Linked DNA regions of Homo sapiens: region 1 is linked to region 2. Evidence: chromatin loops called from intact Hi-C (ENCODE). Cell type or tissue: PC-3. All regions are shown on one strand. Links, peaks and the distances in the headings refer to the core of each region. The heading gives the core; the rest is flanking DNA.

The links. Peaks named below come from ENCODE experiments on the same cell type or tissue, not always from the same donor. Only the 100,000 strongest peaks of a DNase experiment are listed, where the experiment ranks them.
Region 1: it touches region 2 in a loop (2.6-fold over the local background); 2 of 110 quality-filtered maps call a loop at or near these places.

Annotation. Positions count from the first base shown.
Region 1 is chr1:168,839,975-168,845,360 of GRCh38, reverse strand. The region is part of intron 1 of LOC105371606 (a long non-coding RNA gene); the gene reads right to left. Among named protein-coding and RNA genes, the nearest start is that of LINC00626, 56 kb to the right of the region's middle. In PC-3, for the core only: no CTCF peak of the experiment used is centred there; no DNase peak of the experiment used is centred there.
Region 2 is chr1:168,750,106-168,755,491 of GRCh38, reverse strand. No RefSeq gene overlaps it. Among named protein-coding and RNA genes, the nearest start is that of DPT, 24 kb to the right of the region's middle. In PC-3, for the core only: no CTCF peak of the experiment used is centred there; a DNase peak (open chromatin) is centred at 3,201; H3K4me3 peaks cover 1,073 bases; H3K27ac peaks cover 1,751 bases.

The DNA of each region.
Region 1 (5,386 bases), core at 220-5,219, 90 kb before region 2:
GTTTACAGAACATATCAACAATTCTATTCCTGTCCTGAGAGTGGGGAGACCTCTAGGCAGAGGTGGGGCAAAGTCAGAGGGCCAGGCTTCCTGGAATTCTTGGCTCTGTTGAGAGGCGATAAGCTGGTTGAATAGTCAAGTGGGGTGCAATTTTGAAGATCTCTGCTTTACATTGCCTACTTTCTGCCCTGAAGTGACTAAGAGAAAATCAATTGAATTCACTTTTTAAAAGCAACTGTGGATCACATATATGTAAAGACCCATGCTGAAGCTATTGCATATTCAGAGGTGAAAAATACCTCGTTTCTGTCTTCAAGATTTTATAAGCTGACTGGAATGAATTACACATCCAAATAAATTTGATACTACTCTGTGATGACTGCTAAAAACCATATTTTATGAGAGAAAGAATTATTTCTGTCTCTGTGAATCTGGGGAGTCATCTAAGAAAATATGAGAGTTGTATGGGCCTTGAAGGAAACAGAGGAGTTTAATAAATAAATGATGGGAAGATTAGTAAGGGAGAAGGAAACATTTCATGCAAAAGCCCAAATTTATACTGAGGCCTGTAGTAGAAGGGTGAAGGACATTATTTGAGAAATAAGGAGTGGCCCTAAGTTCAGTGTTAATGAATCAATACTACACATTAAATAAGGTGTCTTTTAAAGAGAAACACACATAAAACAAGCTTATGTATTCACTGGTTGACAAAAATGTTATGACCAGATGCTCACAGGAACTTAACCTTGTATTTCTTCTAGGATCAATGGGTCAGTATTTGCTAATTCATTGCCTGCAGTAACTTTGCAGAACACAACAACATGAATAATGAGAATCAATTATATTTATCATCTCTGGGCTAGACAATAATACAAATAATAGGTACACTTAATTACTAAGTACTACTTGGCAGTCATTGTGGTAGTTGTAAGAGAAACAGTGATGAAAGAGAGAGACACAGCCCCTTTTCTCAAGTTTATAGATCATAGCGAATTTAGATGCTAATGTGCTCATCGCAAAAGTGATGGATATGATGAAAAGGGAATTATGGCATGCTGTGGGAAGATATGCAGGAGGACCTAATCTACAGGTAGGCACTATTATTCTCCTATGCATGGGGGACTTGGAGGCACACAGTTCCTAAGTAATTTGTCCCAGGTTCCCTCATCTCACTTTGCACAACTATCTCTGGGGGTGGAAAATGTTGGGAGGTTGGAAGGCAGAAGTGATGAGTAATCTCACTATAAAAGGAATCTTGATTTTATTGAGATTCACTTTAAATACTATGGTGCACAAATGCAAAGTGTCAGGAACTACTGCAAATGAAGACAGAAACGATGAACCTGCAGTGCTTCAATTTCAATGGTTGTCAGTGAAATACAAGTCAGTTTTCTAAGCATTTCATTATTCACAACTTTTCAAGATAAATCTGCTACATAAGGCAAGGTAATTCTCATGCAAATGAATTCAAGTTTCTAAAATAGGGAATTTCATAGAGAAGCCTTTTTTCCTTCTTTCTTTTTTCTCCCTTCTACAGCTCTGCTGCTTTTCTCTTGGGACCACGGTTTCTCAACTGAGCTGTATTCAATTTTATAATTAAGTTTTGTATTGATATTTTCTGGTTCCTGAGAGTAAGAGAATCGAGGAAAGAAAAGCAAGTAGTACATGGTTTCCTCTTACTTTGCTCTCACTTTCTAGAGATTTAACTTGTTCCTGGTAATGGGTAACAATTCCCCAGGGACCTCGATGACACATGCACTACAAATGGAAAAGTCTCTAGGGAAGCCCCTGTTTTCCTTGTTTATGTGAATACAACAGCATCCCTCTGTCTTTGGGCTTAAAGGAAGAAGCGCTTGCCAGTGACAAGGTAAAGGCACAAGAGAAGGCAGGAAATGAAGAGTTCTCCTTAGGGGAGAAGGCCTGGGATGGGGGATAAATGGGGGAGGCATTTGTTTGGTGGAGACGTTAATGAACAGCCTGACAAAGAAATCCCATTTCCAGACTAAAGACGACCACTTCAGGACCCTTCAAGAGGGCACAGATTCTATTCACCTTGTCTAGTGGCACATGTCCCAGTTCTGCTTGTTGTGTTTTGGAAACTTTTGCTGTTTCAATTGTGGTTGTGTAGAACAATCTATTGTATGCACAATGTTGTTCTACTTCCCTATACTCCTTCACAGTACAACAGTTCCTGAAGTGGGTGGAAATGATTACCCATAGGTTTCTGATGGGAAGCAAACCGTTGAGAGAGAAAATGTTTGTCCAGGGCTCTCCACCCAGTGAGTAACATAGCTGTGATTTAAGGTAACCATTACAGGCAACAGAGCAAACAGAAAAATACAGACAAGAAAATGTCTTTCTCTGGAAGACTAACTTGCCAACTTAACACGTGCTGAGAGCTCAATCACTTGCTTTTAAAATCAGCTGACTTAAACAAATGTCTGAAAATCTTATACTCTACCAATGTCTGTTTAAACATGGCTGATTAAATCCAAAAGAAGGGCAGATCAAACAAAAATAATGTTTGGACTTCAATTGCCAGATCGAGCCATTTGATTAAAAATATGCCTGTGCCTTGAACAGAGATTCTATATAAATATATAGCTGAGCTTAGCTTTCTTGTTTAAAATAGGACACTTGTAAAAATGGAACACATGTGGGAGATTCTTCACAAATGGCCATTATTGTTCAAATTGGAAGAGGTGGATACATGTAGGGTTGCCAGATAAAATGCAGGATGCTTAGTTAAATTTGAATTTCAGATAAACAATGAATGATGTTTTAGTATAAGGATGTGCCAAATACTGCGTGGGCCATGCTTATTCACTGGTTATCTGAAACCCTAATATGACTGAGTGTCCTGTATTTCTACTTGCTAAATCTGACAAGTCTAGTCATGTGCTTTAAAATCAACATCTGGTTCTGGATATCAGAAATGCAAATAGTATCATAAATGCAATGGCTTTCCAAAGCATTTTCTAGTCCCTATTGCAAAGTTGATACATCTTGAAAATGGATTATACCCTGAAAATGGAAATCCAATCAAAGGAACTTCCTCATGCTCCAAACATAGAAAATTTGGATAAACTATGCCAACAAAAGTTACATATGCTACTAAGCTCAACAAAAAAGGAACTCCTTAGGTAGTAGAAATAAAGACATTCTCAAAGTCAAAAATGGTGATAGCCTAAAGCCACAGTGGCTCATGGGACAACAGGTCCTTGATATACTTTTTAATGTACGAATATTGGGTTTTTCATGCCCACAGAGGATGGGCTATGAGATCTAAAGCCATTTGAGATAAGCAACTATAATGGAGTCTTTTACATATTGCTACAATTCTTGAAAGCAGATTCCATCCGTAGAAAAATGATTAAAAAAAACCTCCACATATTAATGACCCAAGGAGCTAGCTATCTGTAACACCCATAAGAATTCAGAATCTTGAAATTACATAAGGAATGGGTGTAGAGTCTAAATATACCCCACCCATGAGGTGTAGGAACCCCAGATTTAGAAAGCAGCATAAAACTGGTCTAGCTTTGGTGAAACCCTGAGGCCCTGGCAGAGGCAAATATGAAAATACTGTGTAAGTGCACTTCCGTCAATCAGCACAACAGAATTCCCAGTGAAACCCATCTGCAGTAAAGATGAACTTTTAAAAGTTACAAGAGGCAACACAAGAAAATTCTGAGGAAAACTAACAACAATGTGAAAAAGAAAATGACCACTTCAGTAAAAAAAAAAAAAATGAGAAAATGAATGTATTTAAAATATTCATGTTAGAACATTATAAAAGGCATAGAAATTAGAAGACAAGAAGAAAATAGTATAAGAAAAGAAAAAGCAGGAAAATGGCATCTCTAGAAATGAACAAATATGTAGTTCAATTAAGATAGCAAATTATGAGTTAAACTAAAGTACATGCAGCTGAAGACAGCTTAATTAGTAGAAGGTAGAGCTGAATAAAACACCTATAATGCAGGAGTGATCGAAATGGGGTGTTCTATAAAGAGATTAAAAGATATGAAAGTTAGAATAAGAAGATCTAATATACATCTGTTAGAAAAAATGAGAAGACACAATATTCCAAAAGATACTGGCTTGGAATTTTTCAGAACTCCAGAAAGATATAAGTCCTCATATTAAAATTATGCAAGTAATCCCAATGAGAATTAATTTCATAGTGAAATTGCAGGACAACAAAGATCAGAAAAAATAAATTGTGCAGGTTCCAAGAAAAAAAGACAGATTACCCACAAAAATAACTACTAAGACTAATAGCATACTTTAGCAACAATAGAAGCCAGAATGAAATGGAATATTTGCAAAATGTTCACTTAAGTGTCACTGAAAGGTATGGTGAAATAAAATGATTTTTCTATAAAGGAAGGTTGAGTTTATAAATAACATATATTCACTGAAAAAACAACTAAAAGTAACGCTGATTGTATAAACAACAAAAAGGCTGTTTTGAGAAGCTTGAAAACAAGGTGAAACTAATGTAAAATAACATGAAAATGGAAGGGGATTGGATTTAAAGCATACCAAGTTTCCTCTATTGGTCAATAAGAGATCTTTATTAGAATTGGACTTTGTTAGGTGTCCATGTTAAAGAATAGAAATAAAACACATATATTCAAAAGAGTGGATGAAGAAAAGGAAAGAAAGAAAATGGATCTGTTATTTAAATACCTAAAAAGTAAGAGCAGAGAATATTTTAAAGCAAAAAAGTTTTAAAAAGATATAGTAGGAAAAAAGAAAGCTGTTATTGCAATATTAATATCAGACAAATCTAGTTTTTAAGGCACAATAGCTGTAAAAAGCGTTATTTCTTAATGATTAAAACAACAGTTCAGGGCCGGGCATGGTGGCTCATGCCTATAACCCCAGCACTTTGGGAGGCCGGGGTGGGCGGATCACCTGAGGTCAGGAGTTCGAGACCAGCCTGCCCAACATAGCAAAACCCCATCTCTACTAAAAATACAAAAAATGAGCTGGGTGTGGTCGTGGGCCCCTGTAATCCCAGATACTCAGGAGACTGAGACCGGAGAATTGCTTGAACCCAGGAGGCAGATATTGCAGTGAGCTGAGATCACGCCACTGCACTCCAGCCTGGGTGACAAGAGTGAAACTCTGTCTCAAAAAAGATGAGAAAAACAAAATCAAAAACAAACAAACAACAACAACAAAAAAAGGTACATCAGGAAAATATAATAATCATTACATACTACAAACAGAAACTGACAAATACAAAATCGAAATGGGAGATTTTTTTTACCTCCCATCAAAAACTGGTAGATGAAGCTAATAAAAACTGGTGAAGATATAAATATTTGAATATTCGTGTTTATAAGCTTGATTAAGTAGACATGCTTAGAACACT
Region 2 (5,386 bases), core at 330-5,329:
AAGAGTTGTATGATCAACCTGGCCACAAGGAAAAGCAAAGGAAATATAGTAGAATGAAATGCACAGATTCCATGACATAGAAGAAATATGGGATGAAGAATTTTGAAAAATGACCTTAAAGGCATTTATTCAGGACAGATGGCCATACTGTTTCTGATAAAAGTCAGTCTGCTCTAAGGGGGCCTCAGCTTTAGAACTGCATTTTAATGAGAAGGATTCTTAACTTAGTTATCATATGGCATAGGGGTGTTGGTGATAATTTCATTCATTCCACAAATATTTTTACTGCCTACCATGTGCAAAAGTTTTCAAAATAAAATAACTGACACATTCAGAGTAGTGTGGTACATATAATTTCTTGTCAACTGGATTGGAATTATTCGGAGTAAAACTGAAGAAGGCCAATTTAGCCTTTGTATTTTCTGCTTGCTCTTCTAGCATTCTCCTGCCCCAGGTGCCTCCAGCCTCCTGCCACCTCCCACCACATCCCATCTCAGCTCATGTCCTTAGTTGTTTTCTAGGCTCTCCCCTCTTCTCGATGCAATCAAATCCTATCTTTCCTTGCCCATCATGTCTTTGGTTTCCTCAATGTCCCAGATTCAGGTATATGTGTGAAATTGAACTGGGAGACCATATTTTATATTACATTCATGAGTTACCATCTCATTCAAGTGTTACACATTCCAGAAATATTTACACCAGAAAGGGAGGTAGCTGGGGACTCAACACCTTGGCTCAAGGAACTGAATCTAATAGGATTTCAGTCTCTACAACAGGAAGATGAGAGGCATACAGATCTTTCTGCTTCCTCCTACTCTGACATTTTCCAAAAAAATGGGAAGAAGTAAAAGATCGTGCAGTGAGAACAGCGTGCCAGATACTGAACTGGACTTGGGAACTACATAAATAAATAAGACAGTCTAAGTAAATTTTTAAGTTAAAAAAGAAGTAGGCAATTTGGAGAGCACTAAGATACCCAATACTTTTCAGTCCAAATGGAGATTTTAGCCATGTTATGATTGTGACATGATCTTGCCATTATCTGCGTATGTCGAAATTGCCTATGTTTGCCGCCTTTCACTTCCCACCTGACATGTCTCCTGTTTGACCTGTTGGAGCAATTTTTAAAATGCTCCAGTTCATTAAGCAGATTTTTAAAAGGGAATCTATGACTGTATCAACACAGTGCTTCTGTTAAGTCATCAATACTTTAGTTTGTTTTTCTAACATTCTGAAACAGTGGTCACATGGAGGTGGTGGAGGGGGTGTTTCTTAAGCCAAATTAAGCCAATGAGGTTTCATTAGTAGATATTAGTTCTTACCAAAATGTGATAATTTTGTGTATATTCACAGTTGGAGCCAAATATTTTTTCCTGGGGAAATATCTTTGAAATCATAGTGCAAGTAGAAAGTTTAATTCATTAGGAAAATTCAGTTTTATTTAAAAATATACAAAAGGAACCCAAGGCTTATAATTTAGTCATTCGATTAAAACTTTGTAGCACTAGGCCGGGCGCGGTGGCTCACGCCTGTAACCCCAGCACTTTGGGAGGCCGAGGCGGGTGGATCATGAGGTCAGGAGATAGAGACCATCCTGGCTAACAAGGTGAAACCCCGTGTCTACTAAAAATACAAAAAATTAGCCGGGCGCGGTGGCGGGCACCTGTAGTCCCAGCTACTCGGGAGGCTGAGGCAGGAGAATGGCGTGAACCCGGGAAGCGGAGCTTGCAGTGAGCCGAGATTGCGCCACTGCAGTCCGCAGTCCGGCCTGGGCGACAGAGCGAGACTCCGTCTCAAAAAAAAAAAAAAAAAAAACTTTATAGCACTATATGGATTAAAAGTCGGAAGATATCAGATCTTTCATTTTTAACTTGATATCTCTGGAATATTGAATTTTAAATTGTTATATTTGAAGGAAAAGCAGTGCCCTTGTGTTTTACATCCTCTTGGTATTCATTCTTAGTATTCAAACTATCCAAAACACTATGCAACAATCCTTTAGAACACGGACCTGCAGTCCGTGGATAAATTCAAGGTGTCCATAAAGTTTCTGAAAAGAAATGTTGAAAGTCAAATGTATGTACTTTCTTCTGGAAAGAAGGTTCACAGTTTTCATCAGATTCTCCAAGTTATCTATGATCTCCAAAATGTTAAGCCCAATTGTCTTGGAGATGAGCTAACCAGTCATCTCATTGTACCAATTGGGAAACTGCCCACCTGCTCCCAAACTTATATGGCTAAGCAACTTGCCTGACATCCTCCATGAGCGCAGCAGATCCTGGGCATGAACAGAAATCTGTGGACTTCCAGGAACATAAGAATTAGAACCATTCCCACCAACACCAATATCCCCTGGACCTTTCAGGCAAACAATAGATACTAAATTTAGTTTTTGAAAATATTCTTGGCTCGGCATGGTAGTTCACGCCTGTAATCCCAGCACTTTGGGAGACCAAGGCAGGTGGATCATGAAGTCAGGGGTTCAAGACCAGCCTGGTCAAGATGGTGAAACCCCATCTCTACTAAAAACACAAAAATTAGCCAGGTGTGGTGGTGGGCACCTATAATCCCAGCTACTCGGGAGATTGAGGCAGAGAATTGCTTGAACCCGAGAGGCAGAGTTTGCAGTGAGCCGAGATAGCGTCACTGCACTCCAGCCTGTGTGAGAGCAAGACTCTTGGAAAAAAAAATCTTTTCACTTTAACTTATAAATTACCCTTTAACATTGAGGAGGAGCTGGGATTGTATCAGTGAGACACTGTATTTCTTAGGTTTGCCATCACCCAATTTGGCACTGATTTAGGACAGGGGCTGCATATGTGTTTGAATAAACACTCCCTCCCTCGTTGTCTGCCATACTTCATCCTGCATACAAACTTGATGCCTATAGCAAGGGTTTGGTCTCCTTTGATTAAGCCCTGGAGTTGAGGGCGGGGGGTGTTATCCGCTTTTGTTTCATGGAAAAGTACTCCCATATCTAGCCCCGATTCCTGAAAACTCATACCACAGTTCTCTTCCCAGGACTTTCAGATGTGAGGGGTTTGCACAACAGCGTCTTGGACAATAACAGAGAAGATAAAATTTCACAGATAAGGAGGAAGTGGTGTGCGTGGAAACTTGCAGTGGTTTAATTTCCATGCCCTTCTCCCCACACCCAGTCTCTCAGTGGGATGCTTGTCTGCACGTATAACTATGAATTATAGAGCTCCCATAAAAATGTGAGTCATCACCCAGTTAATATTTACATACACAACGTGTAAACTCCTTTGTCTTTAGCTGGGTGACAGTAAATAATGTTGAATCTGAAAGGTAAAAATCATCTGTCAGCAGCTGAGTGATCTTGATTCCTTTTTGTGGAAAACTTGGGAAAAATTGCCCAATTCATCCGTACATCAATGCTTCTCAAGCAACTTGCTTAATATTCATAACTCTAGTAATTGATTCACACTTTTCTTTCTGACACATAAATATTTTTCTCAATTATTTCCATCTCTTTTTCTCACTTGCAATCAATTTCCTGACCATCCATGTTAGAGTGACTGTTAAACATGGTTTACTTCTTGCTAGTTTTACTGTTGTTTAGGGGACATGATAACTGTCTTCCTAGTTATCATCTTAGTAGAAAAGCTTTCTGTTTTAATTTGTCATTTCAGTTCAGTTCAACAATGTCTTCTGAGCCTTTACTATGTAACCCCCACTGATTGTGAGGACCTCATCACTGAAACAGTCTTTGTCCTTAAGGAGCACATGAGCTTGTATAGATGTTTTATATATGCTACTAATTTTTACACATGGCAATATGACAATTTCATGTTGAAAAGAAATGCACTACAGACAGTGTGTTATGGCAGCACAGGGAGCAATTACAGAAAAACCTTCAGACAGGAGGATGCTACTGAGTTGAGCTCTTATTGCCTAGCAGAGTTAATAGGCATCCTTTATTGACTGCTTGCTACCAAGCATTGTGCTCAGTCTTTCACATGCATTTTCTTATGTTATACAAGAATCCTGTGAGGCAGACAATGTTATTATCCCTACTTTACAGTTGGGCGAACACAGGCTTTGAGTTCAAATAACTTTAACTGCCAAAGGATTTCTTGCTGACTCCGCAGTCTCTCCCCTCGCCACTCCACCACACACCTACTCATTTGAGTAGATTTTTTAAACAGACAGAAGATGGAAAGCATTCCAGGCTGCACTTCTATGTTTACTGAATGAGGAGGGAATGTGGAGTCTGGTGGCAGGATTGTGGCAGGCTAGAAAAATAGCCTTGGAATGATTCTCAACTACCAAGAGGTTACTATGTGCCAAGCAGTGCCTGAGTACTTCACAGACATGATTATCATTTAATCCTTATAATAATCTTGAGAACTGGATATTATTATCTCAATTTTTACAATTGTGGAGACTCAGAGTTTAACTGTACTTGCTTGAGACATCAAAGAATATTGAAGAGCAGGGATTTGATCTGTAGTCTGGCTAGGATCTTTAGGACCTCTCTAATCCATTACAGGGAAAGGAGCTTTCACAACCCTGATCAAGAACTTCCTGTCTTTAATTATTACTATACCTTCACTTCCTTTCTTTCTTAAGCCCAGGACCAGAAAGCAAATTAAAAATTCAATGCATTTCCCATCAAAATACCAAAATACCATCATTCTTCACAGAACTTGAAAAAACAATCCTAAAATTCATATAGAACCAAAAAAGTACCTTCATAGCTGAAGCAACACTAACCAAAAAGAGCAAATCTAGAGGCATCACATTACCCAACTTCAAACTATACTAGCAAAGACTATAGTCACCAAAACAGCATGGTACTGGTATAAAAACAGGCACACAGAATAATGGAACAAAATAGAGAACCAGCAATAAAGCCAAATACTTACACCCAACTAGTATTTGACAAAGCAAACAAAAACGTAAAGTGGGGAAAGGACACCCTATTCAACAACTGGTGCTGGGATAATTGGCAAGCCATATGTAGAGGAATGAAACTGGAGTCTCATGTCTCATCTTATAAAAATATCAACTCAAGGTGGATCAAAGACTTACATCTAAGACCTGAAACCATAAAAATTCTAGAAGATAACAGTGGAAAAACCTTCTAGACAGTGACTTAGGCAAAAACTTCATGACTAAGAACCCAAAAGCAAATGCAACAAAAACAAAAATAAATAAATGGGACCTAATTAAGGAAATTAAAGAAAAAGCTTCTGTGCAGCAAAAGAAATAATCAGGAGAGTACACAGACAACCCACAGAATGGGAGAAAAATTTTGCAATCTATGCATCTGACAGAGGACTAATATCCAGAATCTAAAAAGAACTCAAACAAATCAGCAAGAAAAAAATACTAATCCATGTCCCCTAAGGACATGAATAGA